Linked DNA regions of Homo sapiens: region 1 is linked to region 2. A link is an interaction called in ENCODE POLR2A ChIA-PET data of the cell type or tissue named here. Cell type or tissue: PC-9. All regions are shown on one strand.

The links. Peaks named below come from ENCODE experiments on the same cell type or tissue, not always from the same donor. Only the 100,000 strongest peaks of a DNase experiment are listed, where the experiment ranks them.
Region 1: POLR2A ChIA-PET joins it to region 2 with 15 read pairs; 3 of 35 experiments call an interaction of 5 or more read pairs at or near these places.

Annotation. Positions count from the first base shown.
Region 1 is chr17:50,176,163-50,181,162 of GRCh38, forward strand. No RefSeq gene overlaps it. Among named protein-coding and RNA genes, the nearest start is that of SGCA, 13 kb to the left of the region's middle. In PC-9, CTCF peaks have their summits at 2,410 (motif pointing left) and 2,613; a DNase peak (open chromatin) is centred at 2,389; H3K4me3 peaks cover 884 bases; H3K27ac peaks cover 1,412 bases.
Region 2 is chr17:50,053,532-50,058,531 of GRCh38, forward strand. It overlaps ITGA3 (integrin subunit alpha 3), which reads left to right and starts at 2,579. Exons shown (of 26, transcript NM_002204.4): 1 at 2,579-3,114. The coding sequence starts at 2,909. PICART1 (p53 inducible cancer associated RNA transcript 1) reads right to left here and starts at 2,208. Exons shown (of 3, transcript NR_038230.1): 1 at 2,098-2,208; 2 at 1-96. RefSeq lists an enhancer at 1,007-1,533 and a silencer at 2,513-2,652. In PC-9, CTCF peaks have their summits at 2,002 and 3,048; DNase peaks (open chromatin) are centred at 1,660, 2,330, 3,070 and 3,580; H3K4me3 peaks cover 4,917 bases; H3K27ac peaks cover 5,000 bases.

The DNA of each region.
Region 1 (5,000 bases), 120 kb after region 2:
CCAAGGCTACAGAACAAGCAAGTGGCAAAGCTTGAATTTGACCCTGGCACTTCTGCCTCCACCCTGCCTTCTACAGGGTTGAGGGGTTCTGGAAGCAGGAAATCCAGACCCTTACCTGTAGATTTCTTTGGCACCTCAAGATTCCCTGGAAGGAGAGTCCCTCTGTCTGTTGTGTTTGGAGAGAAGCCAATCTAGATATGGAGAGCGAGGCCGGGCGTGGTGGCTTACACCTGTAATCCCAGCACTTTGGGAGGCCAAAACAGGCAGATCACTTGAGGTCAGTAGTTCGAGACCAGCCTGGCCAACATAGTGAAACCCCATCTCTACTAAAAATACAAAAATTAGCCAGGCATGGTGGCACGTACCTGTAATCCCTGCTACTCGGGAGGCTGAGGCAGGAGAATCACTTGAACCCAGGAGGTGGAGTTGCAGTGAGCCGAGATCACACCACTGCATTCCAGCCTGGGTGACAGAGCAAAACTCTGTCTCAAAAAAAAAAAAAAAAAAAAAAAGATATGGAAAGAGGGAGGTTGGAATGCGGGTCCCGGAATGCCCTAGGCTCAAGGACTACCCCCCGCCTTGCTGAGCTCCTCCAGAGATGGGCAGGGGTGCAGAGGACACAGCACAGCCTGGGACCCTTGTTGGACTGAGTGGTGCTAGCACAGCTTGACCCCACACGAGCTCAGAAGAGCTCAGCTGGCCATGAGAAGGCCTGAGCTTGTTTTTCCCAGGTGGACACAACCAAATGGGGCCGATTCTGCCCCGATCACTGCCATCTGGCCATGTCCAGGCTCATATACTCCCACTCCCACGTGAGGACAGGCCAGGGACTCAGCCCGAGAGGGGCCCGGCTAAAAGAGGGATAGCTGGCAAGGCCCTCCCCTAGTGGCAACTCCGAGAGAACACAGACAAGGGCTGGCATCACCACTCCAGCCTCCTTCTCCTTTTCCTCTGCTGGGAGGCCCTGGCTCCCACATCCACACAACTAGCCCCTCACTGCAGGTTCTGTCTTTGCCCAAAGGGCACCTCCTCAGAGAGGCCTTCCCTGTCCCCGCTGTGGTCCCACTGCGGTCCCACTGCCTGCCCTGCGAGGCCTTCCTGCTCTCTGAGAGGATTCGCGCTGTCTCGGCTCACATATTCCGAGTCCTCTTCCGCACTAGAACATACGATTCTTTCAGCCTGCAGCAGGTGCAGTGCCTGCACACAGTGAGTGCTCAGGAAGGATGTTCTGAAGGAAGGCATGAAGGGATACCATGTGTCTGGGTTTGCTCAGCGTTCTTTCTTTTAGAGCCAGGGTCTCACTACATTGCCCACGCTGGTCCCGAACTCCTGGCCTCAAGTGGTCCTCTTGCCTCAGCCTCCTGAGTAGCTGGGATGACCGCTGTGAGCTACCGTTCCTGTGCTCAGTGTTCTTAAGGAGGTTGCTCCCCTTCTCAGGGCACAGGGGTTGAGCAAGGCCATGGCTAAAGCTTCTTCCATTATCTCCTGAGCCTCCCTGTACCCATTAGTTAGTCAATCAACTCATCAAACACTGGTTTCGTGAGCATCTGCTGAGGCAGGCTGAGGTGTAGTGTACGTGCTTAATAATTGCCTGTTGAATGACTAGCTCTTTAGGTGCCCACGCCATAACCAAACGGGTTCTTTGACTAGCGGGTGCCTCTGGCTTCTCCTTGGCTATTTCTTTCTTTCTCCTGAAGGAAACCAGGAGTTGCGCAGACCGGAGGCTCCAGCAGCCAGCCTGCTGCCTGGGGTGGCTCCTTGATCCCTGCTCCCTTGAGGAGGAGGCTGCCCACCCCTCATCTCTGGGCTCGCCCCCTGCAGCCAGGCAGCTCTTGGGCCTCCTGTGCTCTTCCTGTGCTGGCCAGGGCTGGGAGAGTGCAAGGCCAGCTCCTCACTTCCCGGCTTTGCCTTGGGGTCTTGGCAGCGCCTTTCTCTCTGCTCAGCTCCAAAGAGCACACGGGAGCCTGGCTGCCGGCCTGAGAGGAAGCGGCCCAGACAAGTAGCTGGGAGGATGGCGTGCCTGCAGAAGACGCTGAGCCCTGCCTGGGCACACACGTCCAGAGGCCCCCGGCAGCATGCCGGGAGGGCACAGACATACTTAGCGCCTCCCCACTGGGCAACAGCCCCTCCCTGGCGTGCAAGATTCCAGCCAGCAGTCAAGCTCCACCCCCCACAGCCCAGGACAAAGAAGGGCAGCCGCCCCCACCGCCACCTCCACCGGGAGACTTGGCCCAGCTGCACACTCTGCTCCACCCCTGTCTCCTCCAGTCCCATGATGGCATTGCCCCTGTTACCCAGTGGGTGGCCTCCACCTTCCTTCTAAACACAGCACCCACACGTGGCCTGACGCTCAGACATTCCCTCACCACCTCTCTATCAGCCAGACCTGGTGACTCAAGTCGCCACCTAGGGCCGGCCTCAGCCCCCTGCTGCACGCTGCCCCGGAGCAGGACTGGAATCATGATCCTGCCACACAACAGCTGGCTCAGCCAGCTGAGGGTTAGTTTACTCATAAGATGATCATCATAACCGCCTTGGGGCTGTTGTGAGAATTTGTGGGAACTGGACACTCTGGCAGCTCCCAAGGATGGACACATTATTGCATGCAAGCACACACAATCCCACAAGGCCAGAGGTCCCTGGGGTCTCCCTGGCCCCTAAGATTCAGGCTAAATGAACTCCATTTCCACCTGCACCTTGTAAAAAGTTCAATCTCTCCCTGTGAATTGGGAGTGGAAGCCTAAATTTGTATGATCTTTGGTACGGAACTGCTGCCTAGAGCTGCACCATCCAGTACAGCAGCCTCAGGCCATGTGGCTACTGAGCACTTAAGATGTGGCTAGTCCAAACTGAGATGTACCTCAGTGTAATGGTGAAACGATCGGATTTGGGGATACATTAGGTTAAATAAAAGACATTGCTAAAATTAGTTTTACCTGTAGATACTTATTTATTCTTTTGAGATGAGGTCTCATTATGTTGCCCAGGCTGGAGTGCAGTGGCATGACCATAGCTTACTGTTACCTCAAACTCAAGTGATCTTCCTGCCTCAGCCACCAAGTAGCTAGGATTACAGGCACTCACCACCACATCTGGCTAATTTTTGCAATTTTTTTTGTAGAGATAGGGTCTCACTGTGTTGCCCAGGCTGGTCTCAAACTCCTGGCCTCAAGGGATCCTCCTGCATCAGCCTCCCGAGTAGCTAGGACATGCACTACAGCACCAGCCTTTTTATCTTTTTTTTTTTTTTTTTTCAGATGGAGTCTTGCTCCATTGCCCAGGCTGGAGTGCAGTGGCGCTATCCTGGCTCACTGCAACCTCCACCTCCCTGGTTCAAGCAATTTCCCTGCCTCAGCCTCCCGAGTAGCTGGGACTACAGGCGCACACCACCAGGCCCAGCTAATTTTTTTTTTGTATTTTTAGTAGAGACAGGATTTCACCATGTTGGCCAGACTGGTCACAAACTCCTGACCTCAGGCAATACGCCCGCCTCGGCCTCCCAAAGTGCTGGGATTAGAGGCGTGAGCCACCGCCCCCAGCCCTTTTTATCTTTTTTTAAATGGCTGCTAGATCATAAAAAATTACATCCGCACCTTGGGTTGTATCTTTATTGGGCTGTGCTGGTTTCATGGCTCTTCCTGTATCTCCATCCCAGATTAACTCACACCCAGAACTCAGCCCCTTTCCCTGCTTTCTACAGAACACCTGCTCTCCTAGGCCTCCGTGAACTCAGCAGCGAAGCCCTGGCCTGCGGGCAGAGTTTGCCCCACAGCAGTGAATTCATCCAGAACTTGCACGTGTATGTGGCCTCCCTCTCTAAAATGTTTTAGTCCCCATCATGGTTCTCTGTCCCTTCTCATTCAGTACCCCCTTCCCAGTTCCTCCCACTGTCTTTTGCAGAGAAAATCCCACTTTCTCCAGCATTAGCATGTGCCAAACTCACCTCCCTCCTGGCCTTGCCTTGCACATCCTCTGCAAAGGGTTGAAATCTCTGCATGGGGAGGGCCTGCCACCCTCCTGGACAAGACCCCTCCTGCTTCCAGGATCTTGCCTCCCTGACTGTGGACATGCCCTCGGCCTGACTTGATACCCTCTGGAGCGCACACAGGGGAAGGGGACAGGGAGACTCAGCCTTCCCAGCACCAGGGCTCCCACTGGCTGGGGGACTTCAGGAGAGTGGTCTCCTCCCACACCGAGCCCCCACTAATTTTTCCCACACTCCTCTCTGCTCCCCCGCCCCATTCATCCATATCACACAGACAGACCCTCCTATGCCCTCTGTCATGCCCATGTACACATATGTCCCAAATGCCACAGTCCATGTGTTCTCACAGTTCACACAGGGTTGCTTTCACTGCCATACGTGTGGGGAAGCTGCCCTCATCATGCACAGATGCCCGCCCACCCCAACCCACACACATACATGTGTATAGGCCCCTGTGAACACAGATACATTTATTTGTGCACAGGTAGGTGGGCACAGACAGTGAGACACATTCTCATCACCAGGCACCCCCAGGAGACAGAGACCCCTTGGTGGCACTCACCTTGCTCCCTCAGACGCCATCGCAGGCCTCCTCGTGTGGACGCTGGGCTTGACGGCAGCCTCGCATTCTTTCCCACGCGGCCCACGCTCACGCCTGCTCCACACACAGTCTCCTCACCCCAGCCGGCAAGCTTTCTTGCAACCCCTCTCCTCCTCCACCCACCCAGCTCTGTCATTGGAGAAAGTCTGGGAAGCTGAGAGTTAAGGTGCTGGGGAAAAAAAAAAAAAAGGAGGGAAAATCTACTGTATTCCGGTGATAGAAAATCCTGCCAGGAGATGGGGCTTAGGTCCCAAAAGGGACCCAGGATTCTGAGATTGCAGCAGAAATTAAAAATCCAAATGAAGCCTCCTCCCTTTCTAGAATTTTCCATCTGGGCTTGACTGAAAAATCAGCCAAAAATCAGGAGCCTGGTCCTTCTCACAGAGAAGACAAAGGTGAGTCTGACAGAGCGGC
Region 2 (5,000 bases):
TCAGGAGCCAGGCAGAGAGCAAAGATCACTGTTCAACTTCCATCCAGGTCAGCTTCCTGTTCCTTGACCCCACATGTCTTCTAATCCCTGCAGGCCCTGGGCCACAAAGCAGACCATGAGAGAGGCTGGGTGGCTCTGGAAGTCAGAGGTCAGGAACAAATCCTGTTCTAAGGGCCGTTAGAGACAAGTGTCTTCTCCCCAAACACCACAGAGAAAGCTGTTATCACAGCTGCTTTTGTTTAGGCATGTCTAGCTGTCTGACAACCATCTGCCTGGAGTTTGTCTTCTTAAAGACACGGTTGTGGTCAGCGGCTTCAGTCCTAGCTCTGCCTCCCATAAAATTCAGATCTTGGACAGGCAGGTAACCTCCTGAGGCTCTGTTTTCTCCTAAGTCAAATGAATATCATAATCCCCACCTCACAGGGAGGCCAGGAGGATAAAATGAGCCTGCTTGTGAAATGATTTGTAAACTGTAAAGCTAGGCCAGGACCCTTTCCCAGGCTCTGAATCTAATTTTGTACTCATAATTCTTATGAGTACAAAATAATTTTATTCTTAAAGAGCACCCCAGATTGCACAAGCTTCAGGACCCACCAAACTTGGACACGCCCAAAGTAGTGTATAAATGTTCATTATTAGCATAAGTAGTTAAGGGCTCCAGGGTCAGATAACACAGGATGAAAATCCTAGTTGTGTGACCTCTGCCAAATTGCCTAACCTCCCTGAGCCTCATTTTTCTCGTTTTAAAACAGAGATAACACTTCAAAGATTGTTGTGAGGATTTAACATTTGTGAAGCATTTAGCATAGTTCCTGCTGCGTATGTGCTTAATACATGGTGTTTTGTTCTTATTATTTTAAGAATAGATGGAGAAAAGAATGCTCGGGGAGGCCAGGCAGGGTGGCTCACGCCTGTAATCCCAGCACTTTGGGAGGCGGCGGGGTGGATCACGAGGTCAGGAGTTCGAGACCAGCCTGACCAACACGGCGAAACCCCGTCTCTACTAAAAATACAAAAATTAGCCGGGCATGGTGGTGGGCGCCTGTAATCCCAGCTACTCAGGAGGCTGAGGCAGGAGAATCGCTTGAACCCCGGAGGCAGAGGTTGCAGTGAGCGGAGATCGCGCCACTGCACTCCAGCCTGGGAGACAGAGCGAGACTCCGTCGTCTCAAAAACAAAACAAAACAAAACAAAAAAACAATGTTCCGGGGAAAATGGGTCTCTGAGCTGCAATAAGAGAAATGTGAGTTAGATCCAAGAAAGTACATAGTAACCTCTTTTTTTTTTTTGAGACGACGTCTCACTCTGTCACCCAGGCTGGAGTGCAGTGGCGCGATCTCGGCTCACTGCAACCTGCGCCTCCCGGGTTCAAGCGATTCTCCTGCCCCAGCCTCCCAAATAGCTGGAACTACAGGCGCCCGCCACCACGACCGGCTAATTTTTGTATTTTTTTAGTAGAGACAGGGTTTCCCCACATTGGCCAGGCTGGTCTCGAACTCCTGACTTCGTGATCCGCCCTCCCCGGGTTCCCAAAGTGCTGGGATTACAGGCGTGAACCACTGCGCCTGGCCAGAGTAACCTCTTGAAGTTCCCTTTCGATTTGATTCCTTGGTGGAGGAGACCTTTAGTCTCCGCCCACTTACTGCCACCTGGCCCTACCCACCAAACACCTGATGGGTGCTGACGTCCGAGCCCAGTCTCCAAACACTCTGTTCGAGCTTGGGTGGGAAGAGGGAGCCTCTGGGATTCTGCTGGGCTGGGCCCTGAAGGCAGGAGTGGACGAGAAATGGATACGGTCTAGGCTCAGCTTCCCGGCTACGCAGTGCGTTCTGTGAAGGACGGACTCATTTCTACATTGACAGTCTTAGCCTTTGATACCAGAAGTCGCAGCACTTAGGGGGAAAAATGCTTTTTGGTAATTATAATTAGCGACATTTGGTTGTTACCACTGCTAAATATGTCTGTCTTTGCTGAGGAGCCAATCTCAGCTCGGATCAGGGTGAGTGGATAGGAGAAATAAATCTCGGCAAAGACAGCGAGGGGCCTGAGTGCGAGGAAGAACTCCCAGAGACCGCCAGCCACCTCTTGGGGACTCACAGCGCTGCGGAGGCGAGTCCAGCATTCTAGCCAGCCGCGCACGGACGTCGGTTCCCAGATGCGCCAATGCCAGGTCTCTCCAGCCCGGCTGGCCTTTTCAGCAGCAGCAGCAGCAGCCGCAGGAAAGCGGCCAGACAAATCCCACCCCCGGCCCCGCCCGTCACATCCATCTTGCTCCCCAGGCGACGCTTTCTCGGAGAAGCGAGGGGCGGGGAGGGGAAATCTAAGCCTTTGGGGGTTGCCGACAGGTGTTTGGGGGAGAAGGCGGAGCTGGGGTAGGGAGGATGAGGAGGGAGGGGCGGTGCTGCCCCTTTAAGAGGAGGCGGCCGAGCCGGGATCTTTTTCTCTTTCCCCGGAAGGAAAGCGCAGCCCGGGCTGGGCTCGCAAGGTGGGGAGGTGCGGGACTGGGCGTGGGGAGGCGGGGCGCGCGCCGGGGGACCCCTCCCTCCTGTCCTCCTTGCGGTCGACCGGTGCGCTTGCCAGATCCGCCGCGAAGCCGGGATCGAAGGCGACAGCGCGGCCAAGGGGGCGCGGCCGGGACAAGCTGGGGGCCGGTTGCCCGGGGCAGGGACGGCGGCGACCCGGCCGCTGGGGAGGCAGGAAGATAGACCCACGGATCTTAGGAAGGGATCCGAGAGCGCAGCTGTGAAACTGGCTGGGGCTGGGGGCACGAAACCGATCAGCGCTACGGAGCGCAGCGGCCGGCGGGTTCCAGTGTCCTCCGGCGGCGCGGGGAGCAGGTGAACAGGTCCTCACGCCCAGCTCCGCGCCCTCACGCGCTCTCGCCGGGACCCCGCTTCCGCTGGCAGCCATGGGCCCCGGCCCCAGCCGCGCGCCCCGCGCCCCACGCCTGATGCTCTGTGCGCTCGCCTTGATGGTGGCGGCCGGCGGCTGCGTCGTCTCCGCCTTCAACCTGGATACCCGATTCCTGGTAGTGAAGGAGGCCGGGAACCCGGGCAGCCTCTTCGGCTACTCGGTCGCCCTCCATCGGCAGACAGAGCGGCAGCAGCGCTACCTGTAAGTGAAGCTGGAGGGTGTGGGGTGGGAGCGAGAGAGTGTGCGAGCGCGGGATGCGGGTCCGGAGCTGAGTCGGAGCCCAGGGCAGCTGGCCCTTGGGAGCCAGGATTAAGGGGCGGCCCTCTGGCTGCTGGGGGTTGGCGGGAAGTGGAGGATTGGGTGTGGGGTCGGGCAGTAATCATTGGCAAGTGCTGACGGGGCCAGAACCTGTCTGGACGCCACCCCTCCGCCCTTTAGATCTCTCATGAGAGCGGAAGTGGGGTCCCGGTGGCTGAGTCCTCTCCCATTCTGTGAACCGAGTACCCAGCACTAGCCTGTTCTCTCCAGGGCTGGGAGCTGGGGTAAACTGCAAGATAAACACCCAGCGGACTCCCCCCTTCCCGTACGCTTGGGGGAAAAATGAGCATATACATTTAAGCACCTCGCTGGTAGTCTGCGGCCACGCCAGCCACACCCTCTGCAGAGCCAGACTGGATGGCCTTCTCAACCGCTGGCTTGGCGGATGGAGGGTGAGGCGATGGGTGAGTCTGGGCGTTTGGAGCTGTCCATACGCTCCCTCTGACGCCTTGAGGATAGGGGCGGTGAAAGAGAGAGGAGGACTTGTCCCAACTCTGGCTGGGTCTCCTCCTGCCCACCCGCAAGCAGTGGCACTCTCCCCGCAGACATCTTCCCTGCATTCCACAGATTCGTGTTGGATCTTCAACCCTGAGTGTGTTTGTTTTGGTTTGAAGAGGGAAACAGTGTTTTTCTCTTTCTTCTGTTCTCCTTCCCCAACAGCTGCAAGGAGGAGGGGAAGAGCTATGCACAGTGGAGGAAGGAGGAGGAGGTTGCACCCAGCCTCCTGGGTCCCCCTCACTCCACCAGACGCCCTCATGCCCAGGAGCATGTCCAGGCTTCAGAGGTCTCTCTGCCGTGGCCTCAGAGCGCGCGGAGGTTGGCGGTTGGGGGAGGTGAAGCTGTCCAAAGAGGGACGGTGTTTAGGACAGGTTAAGCAGGTACCATCCACCACTTTGGGCTGGGCGATCTGCCAGGCATCTGCCCCCACCTAGCCTCTGCCCCCACCTGGCCTCTGACCCCACTGAACAAGAAGACGTGGTCACATCCAGGGTACACTGGAAAATCTCCCTGCTCTGGCTGGGGCCTGCAGAGCTTGAGGAAGTTTAGAATGTCCAAAGTCCAAACTCTGCCCCCGCCTTGGTTCTGCCCTCCTGACCCAGCCTACCTACCTGGACTTAACCTCAACTCCATCTTGCTCTTGCAGAGGCTAGGGCTACCACACCCTTCCCAGCCTGGCCCCAGCAGCTGCCACCTGGCCTTAGCCAACCCTCTATCTTTTGGAGATCCTGAGCCACCATGAGCACAAGTTTCTACATCAGCTCTTTCTGCCCTAACTGAGAAAAAGATTTTCAGACTTTCAATGCCAAATCTGCATGATATAAGATAACATAGGTAAAGAGATCAGACTGGAAAGAAAGAGTCAATAATGATTCCGCAACCCTTTTGCCTGGTGACCTTGAGCAAGATATTTCCCCTCCCTGGGCCAGGTTTCCCCCAAAACGGGTTGGACCTGGATCTAGTGCTCTTTCCCACTGCTGCTGGCCTGTGAGAAGCAACTTGATATGGTAGAGGGAGAAGAGGCTTGGAGGTCCCATGGCCAGTGTCCTGTCTCAGATCTGTTACCAATACCTGAACCTGAATTTCCGCACATGTTGGAGGGAGGGGAACAGCATGCCTTCTGCTGGGATGTTAGTGGGGCTGTAACGAGATAAAGTGCGTAAAATCCTCTGCACATGTGCCTTTCTCCAAGGAGCACCTGAAGGCTCTTGCGCTGAGGCCAGAACCTGGATGCATCCTCATTACCCATGGGCCCCGCCCAGGGTGGCTGA